Linked DNA regions of Homo sapiens: all the other regions are linked to region 3. Evidence: chromatin contacts called from ENCODE Hi-C or POLR2A ChIA-PET data. All regions are on one chromosome and are shown on one strand. Each heading gives the region's core, a stretch centred on a gene start or an enhancer-like site at or near the end of the contact. The rest is flanking DNA. Distances are from core to core; before and after follow the strand shown.

Evidence for each region. Hi-C counts contacts between places; a loop is a spot of excess contacts on that map. ChIA-PET counts read pairs that join two places held with the same protein, here RNA polymerase II (POLR2A). Pooled maps may share reads with other maps.
Region 1: a map of naive thymus-derived CD4-positive, alpha-beta T cell shows a loop between it and region 3 (9-fold over the local background). The contact joins the promoter of STRAP here to the promoter of PRH1-TAS2R14 in region 3. A Hi-C loop is called at or near these places in 2 of 168 maps with a recorded cell type or tissue (CD8-positive, alpha-beta T cell and naive thymus-derived CD4-positive, alpha-beta T cell) and 9 of 50 pooled maps.
Region 2: a pooled map shows a loop between it and region 3 (15-fold over the local background). The contact joins the promoter of ATF7IP here to the promoter of PRH1-TAS2R14 in region 3. A Hi-C loop is called at or near these places in 7 of 50 pooled maps. POLR2A ChIA-PET finds 5 or more read pairs at or near these places in 2 of 52 experiments (CD4-positive, alpha-beta T cell and H1).

The regions. Positions count from the first base shown.
Region 1 is chr12:15,881,035-15,883,734 of GRCh38, forward strand. It overlaps STRAP (serine/threonine kinase receptor associated protein), which reads left to right and starts at 1,353. Exons shown (of 10, transcript NM_007178.4): 1 at 1,353-1,785; 2 at 2,507-2,642. The coding sequence starts at 1,674. LOC102724146 (a long non-coding RNA gene) reads right to left here and starts at 1,264. Exons shown (of 6, transcript XR_007063230.1): 1 at 746-1,264; 2 at 73-165. RefSeq lists enhancers at 771-1,000, 1,311-1,430.
Region 2 is chr12:14,364,421-14,367,120 of GRCh38, forward strand. It overlaps ATF7IP (activating transcription factor 7 interacting protein), which reads left to right and starts at 1,262. Exons shown (of 15, transcript NM_018179.5): 1 at 1,262-1,407. LOC124902884 (a long non-coding RNA gene) reads right to left here. Exons shown (of 2, transcript XR_007063220.1): 1 at 929-2,700. RefSeq lists enhancers at 843-1,660, 892-951, 1,422-1,481.
Region 3 is chr12:11,170,184-11,172,883 of GRCh38, forward strand. It overlaps PRH1-TAS2R14 (PRH1-TAS2R14 readthrough), which reads right to left and starts at 1,428. Exons shown (of 5, transcript NM_001316893.2): 1 at 1,239-1,428. SMIM10L1 (small integral membrane protein 10 like 1) reads left to right here and starts at 1,011. Exons shown (of 1, transcript NM_001271592.2): 1 at 1,011-2,700. The coding sequence starts at 1,174. The coding sequence ends at 1,380. PRH1-PRR4 (PRH1-PRR4 readthrough) reads right to left here and starts at 1,442. Exons shown (of 10, transcript NR_037918.2): 1 at 1,239-1,442. It also overlaps a transcript of PRH1 not described here.

The DNA.
Region 1 (2,700 bases), core at 103-2,602, 4.7 Mb after region 3:
AAAAGGGAGAGGATGGCACAAAGGAGGAGTCGAACAAGATAAAATGAAAAACATATATAGTAAGTGCTTTACCGTAAGTGAATGAACGAGAGTACTAAGGAAAAAGAATGGAGACGTATTTCAAGTTCTCACGTTGTTTGACTCGAATCTTGTAGACGGTGTTTGCTGCAAAAAGATGAAGAAAACATTCACAGACATTTATGTTGATTACATATTTATTGCTATGTGCCCAGACGTTTTGACCTTGGGGATAAAGTAGCAAAGAAAACACAAAAATCTCTGTTGTATTGGGTTTACATTCTATCAATAAAGATACAACTTGCCCAGAGAAAAGCCCTCTCCTGGTTAGGAAACAGTATCAACAATTAACAGCTCTGGTGGTTTCACAGAGCCACAGTGGGCTGCCTGCTGCAGACAATATCAGAGTTTGTTTATATTTAAATATTATTTTAATATTTCTATTTTTGTCCATGTATTATAATGCACATCTATGTAATTTGCAAATCATCACTCATATATACATCATATCAAAAGGTGTAAAAGTTTTTGATAGAATTCAGCATTCATTCGCTTATAAAATGAGTGAAGGCTCACTTTACGGATGAGAGTATTTCATCAAAAAAATTGGGGATCTACGACTCTAGAGTTCTCCGAAGTCCACCAAGGAAAAAGTAACTTGAATTTAATCGCATTTAAAACTATATAGTATCCACTCCTAAAACATTAGCAACATAGGAAAACTTACACAGCGGAAGAAATGACTGGGGATTTTTTTTTTTTTTTTAATACATGGTCTCGCTCTGTTGCCCAGGCTGGAGTGCGGTGGCGCGAGCACCGCTTACTGCGGTGTCGACCTCTCGGGCTCGAGTTATCCTCCCACCTCAGCCTTCCAAGTAGGTGGGACCACAGGCACCACCACTCCAAGCCCGTATATGGTTTTTAAATAAGACAAATTGCAAAAAACGTTGCCAGACAGCGTTCGCTGGTTTGGGCCGTCACTGGGTATGGCTCGTGTCCGTCTAGATATTCAGAGGCCGAGCACAGTCCTCAGTAGGGCTGCTCGGCAGGTACACAGCTGACGCTGGTCCTTGGACTTATGGGAGTGGGAACAACTTTCAACTCGGCCGCGGACCAGGAAGGCGTTCTGACCCGCTAGAGCTCGGGGACAGGGACCCCATCCCGGTGCCTAGAGCGTCTCCCTTAGTCGGCGTGGGCCAGCGCCAGTTACCTCACGAGCACTGAACTAGCGCCTGCGCCCTTCTATACTTCTCGCTCTTTCTTCAAGTCACTTCTACCCGGCGAGCCCGCCCTCCCGCCAATCGTCATTTCCGGCGGGTGCTCTGCGTCATTTACGTCGTCACTTCCTGCCGATGCCGGTGTGGACGCTGTGAATCGTGGCTGGCCCGGTTCTCCGCTTCTCCCCATCCCCTACTTTCCTCCCTCCCTCCCTTTCCCTCCCTCGTCGACTGTTGCTTGCTGGTCGCAGACTCCCTGACCCCTCCCTCACCCCTCCCTAACCTCGGTGCCACCGGATTGCCCTTCTTTTCCTGTTGCCCAGCCCAGCCCTAGTGTCAGGGCGGGGGCCTGGAGCAGCCCGAGGCACTGCAGCAGAAGAGAGAAAAGACAACGACGACCCTCAGCTCGCCAGTCCGGTCGCTGGCTTCGCCGCCGCCATGGCAATGAGACAGACGCCGCTCACCTGCTCTGGCCACACGCGACCCGTGGTTGATTTGGCCTTCAGTGGCATCACGCCTTATGGGTATTTCTTAATCAGCGCTTGCAAAGGTGAGCAAGGCCGCAATCCTGGTCCTCGACGGCTGGGACTGGGCTGAAAGGGATCGGGACCCGCACGCTCCAGTGCCGAAGCGGTGGTGTGGTGAGGGGGGAGGGGGCGATATTAACATCTGAGATGAGAGCCAACACTGGTCCGGTGGAGAAAGGAGTGTGTTAGGGAATCCGCAGCTGGAGCCGAGAGGACGCTTTTGTAGAAACTATTACCTCCAACTAAGACCTCTCTCCTTATTTTATTTTTATTGCTATTTTTGAAGGAGCTGGTCAGCATTTGCCTAGACTCTCGGGACAACACGGTAAATAGCTTTCAAGGATTTGGGGAAAGGAGAAATTAGGCCAGGCCGTGCAATACCTTACAAAGACGTTCGCTCTTGTCTCACTGGATATTCCTTTGTGGTATTAGCCTCATTTTTCAAATGGGAAACTGAGATTCAGGCTAAGATGTCTGTCCAAAATAAGACTAAAATCTAGATTGTTTTGACGCAGATCAGTATTCCCAGCCAATTACAGATGCTTTTCAGAGAGAATGATCTGTTCAGCTCTTCAGTTAATTTATTACTGCACATTCCTTAGTGCCTTCAGTGGGTGGTGGTAGTTAAATAGCTGAAACAATTTTTCCACTTTGTCATTGAACATCATTGTATATTTACATTTGAATCTTAGACTTTAAGTAATCTGAACTTATAAATTACATGTTTTAAAAAATATTTTCTAGATGGTAAACCTATGCTACGCCAGGGAGATACAGGAGACTGGATTGGAACATTTTTGGGTCATAAAGGTGCTGTTTGGGGTGCAACACTGAATAAGGATGCCACCAAAGCAGCTACAGCAGCTGCAGATTTCACAGCGTAAGTGTAGCCAAGATGGCTAACTTTGGTGTTCTCTGTAGCTTGTGTCCTGAAATAA
Region 2 (2,700 bases), core at 12-2,511, 3.2 Mb after region 3:
ACAGATTTCTTGAGGACAGGCACCTAACAGATCTACAACACAGTGATTGCTAAATAAATACTGAACCAATACATTCATATAATGAGAAGTTACATAAAAAAACAATAACCACACGGTACCATCTAATATTATTTTCAGGCTATTCTTGCCTTGCAAAACATATGTACTTTTATTCTTTTTTTTTTTTTTTTTTTTTGATAAGGGGTCTTGCTCTGTAGCCCAGGCTGGAGTGCAGTGGTGAGATCTTCGCTCACTGCAATCTCGGCCTCCCAGGTCCCAGTTCAAGCAACTCTCCTGCCTCAGCCTCCTGAGTAGTTGGGATTACAGGCACGCACCACCATGCCTAGCTAATTTTTGTAATTTTAGTAGAGACGGGGTTTCACTATGTTGGCCAGGCTGGTCTTGATCTCCTGACCTCAGGTGATCCACCCCCCCTCAGACTTCCAAAGTGCTGGGATTACAGGCCTGAGCCACGGCACCTGGCCAAAACATATGTACATTTATTCTATCATTTAGTGCTTCCAACCTAGTTCAACTATAGTCATGATTGCCATTATACAGGTGAGAAAACTGAGTAACACACTTATTCCGAGGAACCGGCAAGGAAGCTGCAGTAGTTGAACTTGAACCCAGATCTCTTAACCAGTAAGGCAGTGACTTGTCCACTACCTCCTGTGGAATTCATTAAAGGCCGACTCCCAGCATGAAATTGAATAAATGGGATGAATACAACTTCTGGTGAGAGAGTATGATAAAAAGTGCTTGCTCTGTTACCAAGCAACTGAAAGAAAGTATGTTTTTTTCATTCCTTCATTATTAATACAATTCAAAGTACATTCTGTGAATTTAAAACATAAATGATGAATAAATCAACATACTCCTGGCTTTTATGAAAATCTTTCCCTCTGCTCTTTAAACTCTCACCTACCTCCTTCCTTCTTTCTTTTCTAAGCCTCATAGAGGGCGCTCACAAAGTGCTACTTATTGATTGAGGAAGATCCACTCAAAAAACACACCTCACACTGCAACTGAGAGACGCAGCGCCACCACCTCGGGCTTCCTTCTCTTTTCCACGCAGGAGGCGGGGCCAATGTCCCTCATTCAAATAAAAAACCAGAATTTGCATGGGGAATGGCTAGTCCTTGAGCTTATTGGCTGATAGCACAGTGGGCGGGGTACATAGCACGACCCCCCGGAGCCCCGCCCATATTAATTTGCATAACGGCCCCGGCGCGTGCAAGGGAGAAGCGGGTTTGTTTTTGAATCTGCGGAGGCGGCGGCGGTGGCAGCGGCGGCGCGGCGACTGAAGCGCGCGAAAAGCTGAGGCGGCAACGTCGGGGACGGCTGCGCGGGACGGCTCTGTAGGAAGGAACTTGGTTCCCCCTCCCTCAGCTTCCGCCCCAAAAGGTATATGTGAATCCCAGGGGCTGTTAAAACCACATTTTCTTAAATTACTATTGTATTTCTGAAGAGTCAAGACCGCATTATGGCGGCTGCGGGAGTTGTGTCTGCGCCTGCGCGGTTGCGGAGCTGCGGGCGGCGCTGCATGGGAGCACGTGATCTTGCGGGGTCGGGCTCTAGCTGCAGTTGTGCAGCTGGCGGGGCGGTGGCTGCGCAAGCGCAATATTCATTTTCAAGATCTAATGTTCTTGTTGGACGCCATTTGGGTTCTAGATTTAATTTTCCTCGTTCTTGAGGGGTTTCTTTGTGTTAACCTTAAATTCTCACAATTTTCAAGAAAAACATTACTCTAATGTTGTACTCCTGGGCCGACCTCAAGCTCTTCTCTGTTTTTTCGATTTTTTGAAAAATTGTGGACTTAATTTTCTGTAAAAATGATTTTCATTTGTGGTTCTTGATTATAATTTCAGTTTTAAAGTATTACTGGATTCAGGTTTATATTTACGGTGGTAAAGATCAGCACCTAGTGGTGTTCTCACGGGAAGTGCATTTATTTGAACTGCATATTTGCAAATACATTTTTAACCCTATTTTTACCTGTTCTGTTATGGATGTGTGGAATGTTTACAAAACAGAAACAATTTTAGTTTTGGGAATATTGGGGGAACGGGAATAGTGGAAGAAATTACAGTATAATCGAAAATGAAATCTCAATCTGAGGATTATTTTGGTTTTAAATGTTTGATCCTAAGTAAATAAAGTTTTAATTTTAATCAGTTTGTATGTTTCTGGGCATTTGAATTTTACATGTTTTAAGTTTCTTAGGTGACTTGTTCATTACTGCTTCAGCTAGATTATTGTTACTTTTGAAATTAATCAACTCATTTTCTTAGCATTTTTGTTTGCTATGATATGTAAGCTATAACATTTATTTGGTAAATTTTTCTGATGAAGAATTCTAGAAAGAACATCCATTACCCTGAGGCCTCTTTGAAGAAAGTGGACCATTAATAAAAAAAATCTGTTTTTTTCTTTTAAACACTGTACTGTATGCATGTGTGTAAGATACAGTTGTGTTTGATTTTTTAATTGTAAGTGTGCTCCTGGTTTTATTAATAGTTTTTTAGGGAAGGTAATTATAAATATGCTACTGATTAGTTTAAAATGGTAGTGTCAACTATAGTTAAATCTTATGTAACACAATTGGGGGAAGTTATATAAGATTTGATATGATTCTCCCGTTGTGCAAATTCTTTCTTACTAAGCAAAGAAACTTGCAAATGTTTTCCATAGACTTCA
Region 3 (2,700 bases), core at 178-2,677:
CCATTTAAATAACAAAAGTATTGTGGCTATTAGAGATTCACTGTGCTGTTACTCTAATGGTATTAAGAGTTTGGAAGTACAGGCCGGGCGCTGTGGCTCACGCCTGTAATCCCAGCACTTTGGGAGGCTGAGGCGGGCAGATCACGAGGTCAGGAGATCGAGACCATCCTGGCTAACACGGTGAAACCCCATCTCTACCAAAAAATACAAAAAATTAGCCGGGCATGGTGGCGGGCGCCTGTAGTCCCAGCTACTCAGGAGGCTGAGGCAGGAGAATGGCGTGAACCCGGGAGGCGGAGCTTGCAGTGAGCCGAGATCGCGCCACTGCACTCCAGCCTGGGCGACAGAGCGAGACTCCCGTCTCAAAAACAACAACAAAAAAAGAGTTTGGAAGTACAGAGTAGTATTCCAGCTCTTGGAGCCTAGCCACAGGTTTCACAGATGCATCTCCATGCAGAAATGGCTGAAGCTTCCACAGCTAATCTGAACTTTTTAAGGGTTTACATGGCTGGGAATATAATTTTGTATGTATGTCCTTATGTATATACGCGTGTGTGTCCACTAGTTTTTTGCTTGAATGTTTATCATTCCTGTCACTTGCAATTTAAATATTCCTAATAAATAGAAAAATCCAAAGACTAAGATTGTGATCCTTTTTATGTCTATGGTATATTATGAATACAGAGACCTTGTGCTTTTATTGGCGTAGGAATCATCTTGCCCTAATATTAATATTATGAAATCAAAAGGGTAAGATTCCTAACATCCCACATAACACAGCAGACAAACTAAAGTTTTAATCTAGCTTTGGCCCTTACAAATTTTGTGCCCTACGGCAAGTTACATCTCGCTTAGATTTTTTCATTTTAAAGTGGAACTATCTGCATGGATGTTCGTACATGCTATATAACACATCCTATTCCAGAGCCACCTACCATCAGTTGAGCTCTAAATGGTAAATGCCACAGTGAGAAGCAGACAGGAAGGGGCGGAGCGCCAGCGGCGCCCGGGGCTACGCGCCGCACTGCACCGAGCGGCGGCAGCGGCAAGCTTGGGTGTGAGCCCGGGAGCCGCTTTGCTTACCGTCCTGCCGGTCCCAGCCGTCGCTAGGAGGTCCGCGGGCCCTGCGGCAACCCTCGCTACAGACGCTGGGCGGGCGGCGACACCTGGCTCATGGCCCCCGCGGCGGCTCCGTCCTCCTTGGCCGTCAGGGCCTCAAGCCCCGCCGCGACACCCACCTCGTACGGCGTCTTCTGCAAGGGGCTCTCCCGCACCCTGCTCGCCTTCTTCGAGCTGGCCTGGCAGCTGCGCATGAACTTCCCGTACTTCTACGTCGCGGGCTCGGTGATCCTCAACATCCGATTGCAGGTACATATTTAGAGCCATGACTAAGCTAACGGCCTCCGGGGCCAGCATGATGGCCGACTCCCAGGGTCCGTTGCGGCGCGGCGGAGCAGCCAATGGCGAGCCCCACAGTCTCGCGAGAGTGCTCAGGCGCTCTTCGTGGCTGCCCTCTTAGCTGCTAGCGGAGCTCCTCAGGGGGCGGCCGGGAGCCTACAATCCCTAGAAAGAGAATACGCTGTTCCGGAAACAGAACTGCAGTTAAGACCCTCGAAAACATCTAAGAAAGTGTGCATCCTAAAACACCTGACGAATTTCAGAATGTGACAAAGCGCAGAGGATGCATTATTTCAAAACAAAACAGAAGGCTAAAATTTGCAGGAAAAAGAAAATCAGTAAACCGGGAATCCTCGGACTGGATTGTAAGCAAGATTTCAATGAATAAGAAGCTGAAGGTATTAAGGCTGTGATATAGAAGGTACATATTTCATCCCACAAGAGAAAACAATAATAATCAGAAATTTTCGGTGAAAAAAACGCAAAACTGTACAGGAAAATCATCCTCCAAGTACCAGACATAAAATGCTGCAAGCTTTTGAACTAATGGCGAGAGTGTAAGAAAATGGGCTCTACTTCAGTGATCCTGTGGCAGGACGTGGATCAAGACTTGGAACCGCAGAAAACGAAATCCCATAGTAGCACAAAGCTTGGCTGTTCAGTGAATAACATTTAAATAATCGTAAAATACAAATGTTGTTTATGGTTTTTATTGTTTAAGGGCATACTTAATTATGGTTACAAAGTGGAGTGCAAATGTTATTTACCATGTTTTAAAAATACAGCCGGAAAATACAAGTGGGAATGTTGAAGGAGGGCGGGGGAAGTAAATGGAATGGGGGTTATGTCCTTATAAAGTGGAAACTTGAAAGGTACTGTCTGTTGTTGAGTGGGGAAAGACATTTTTATTACTTACAGGGTAGCCATAAAGTTTCTAAAACGGTAATATATTAAAGAGGGAGAGTGGTAGGGGAGAACAGTATGAAGTCAACAGGAAATGGCTAAAGATGGAGAGCTCAGGTAGAATAGTTTAAAAAATGAAAATTGATAGAGTACCTGGTGTATTTGAATACAGCCTAGAGAGCTTTCATTTTCCAAAGAGTGTGGGGATAAATTAGTGAATGCATATTTTTCAAAATTAAGAAAACAGAACATATAATTTTGAACGCTGAGAAAAATAAAAATTTAAAAACTACACTGTATACACGGTATACCTCAACTGTGAATAATAGTAGTCATGTAAAGTCAGTCATAATTATGTAAATACTGAATACTGATTTTACAACAAATGATTCTATAACG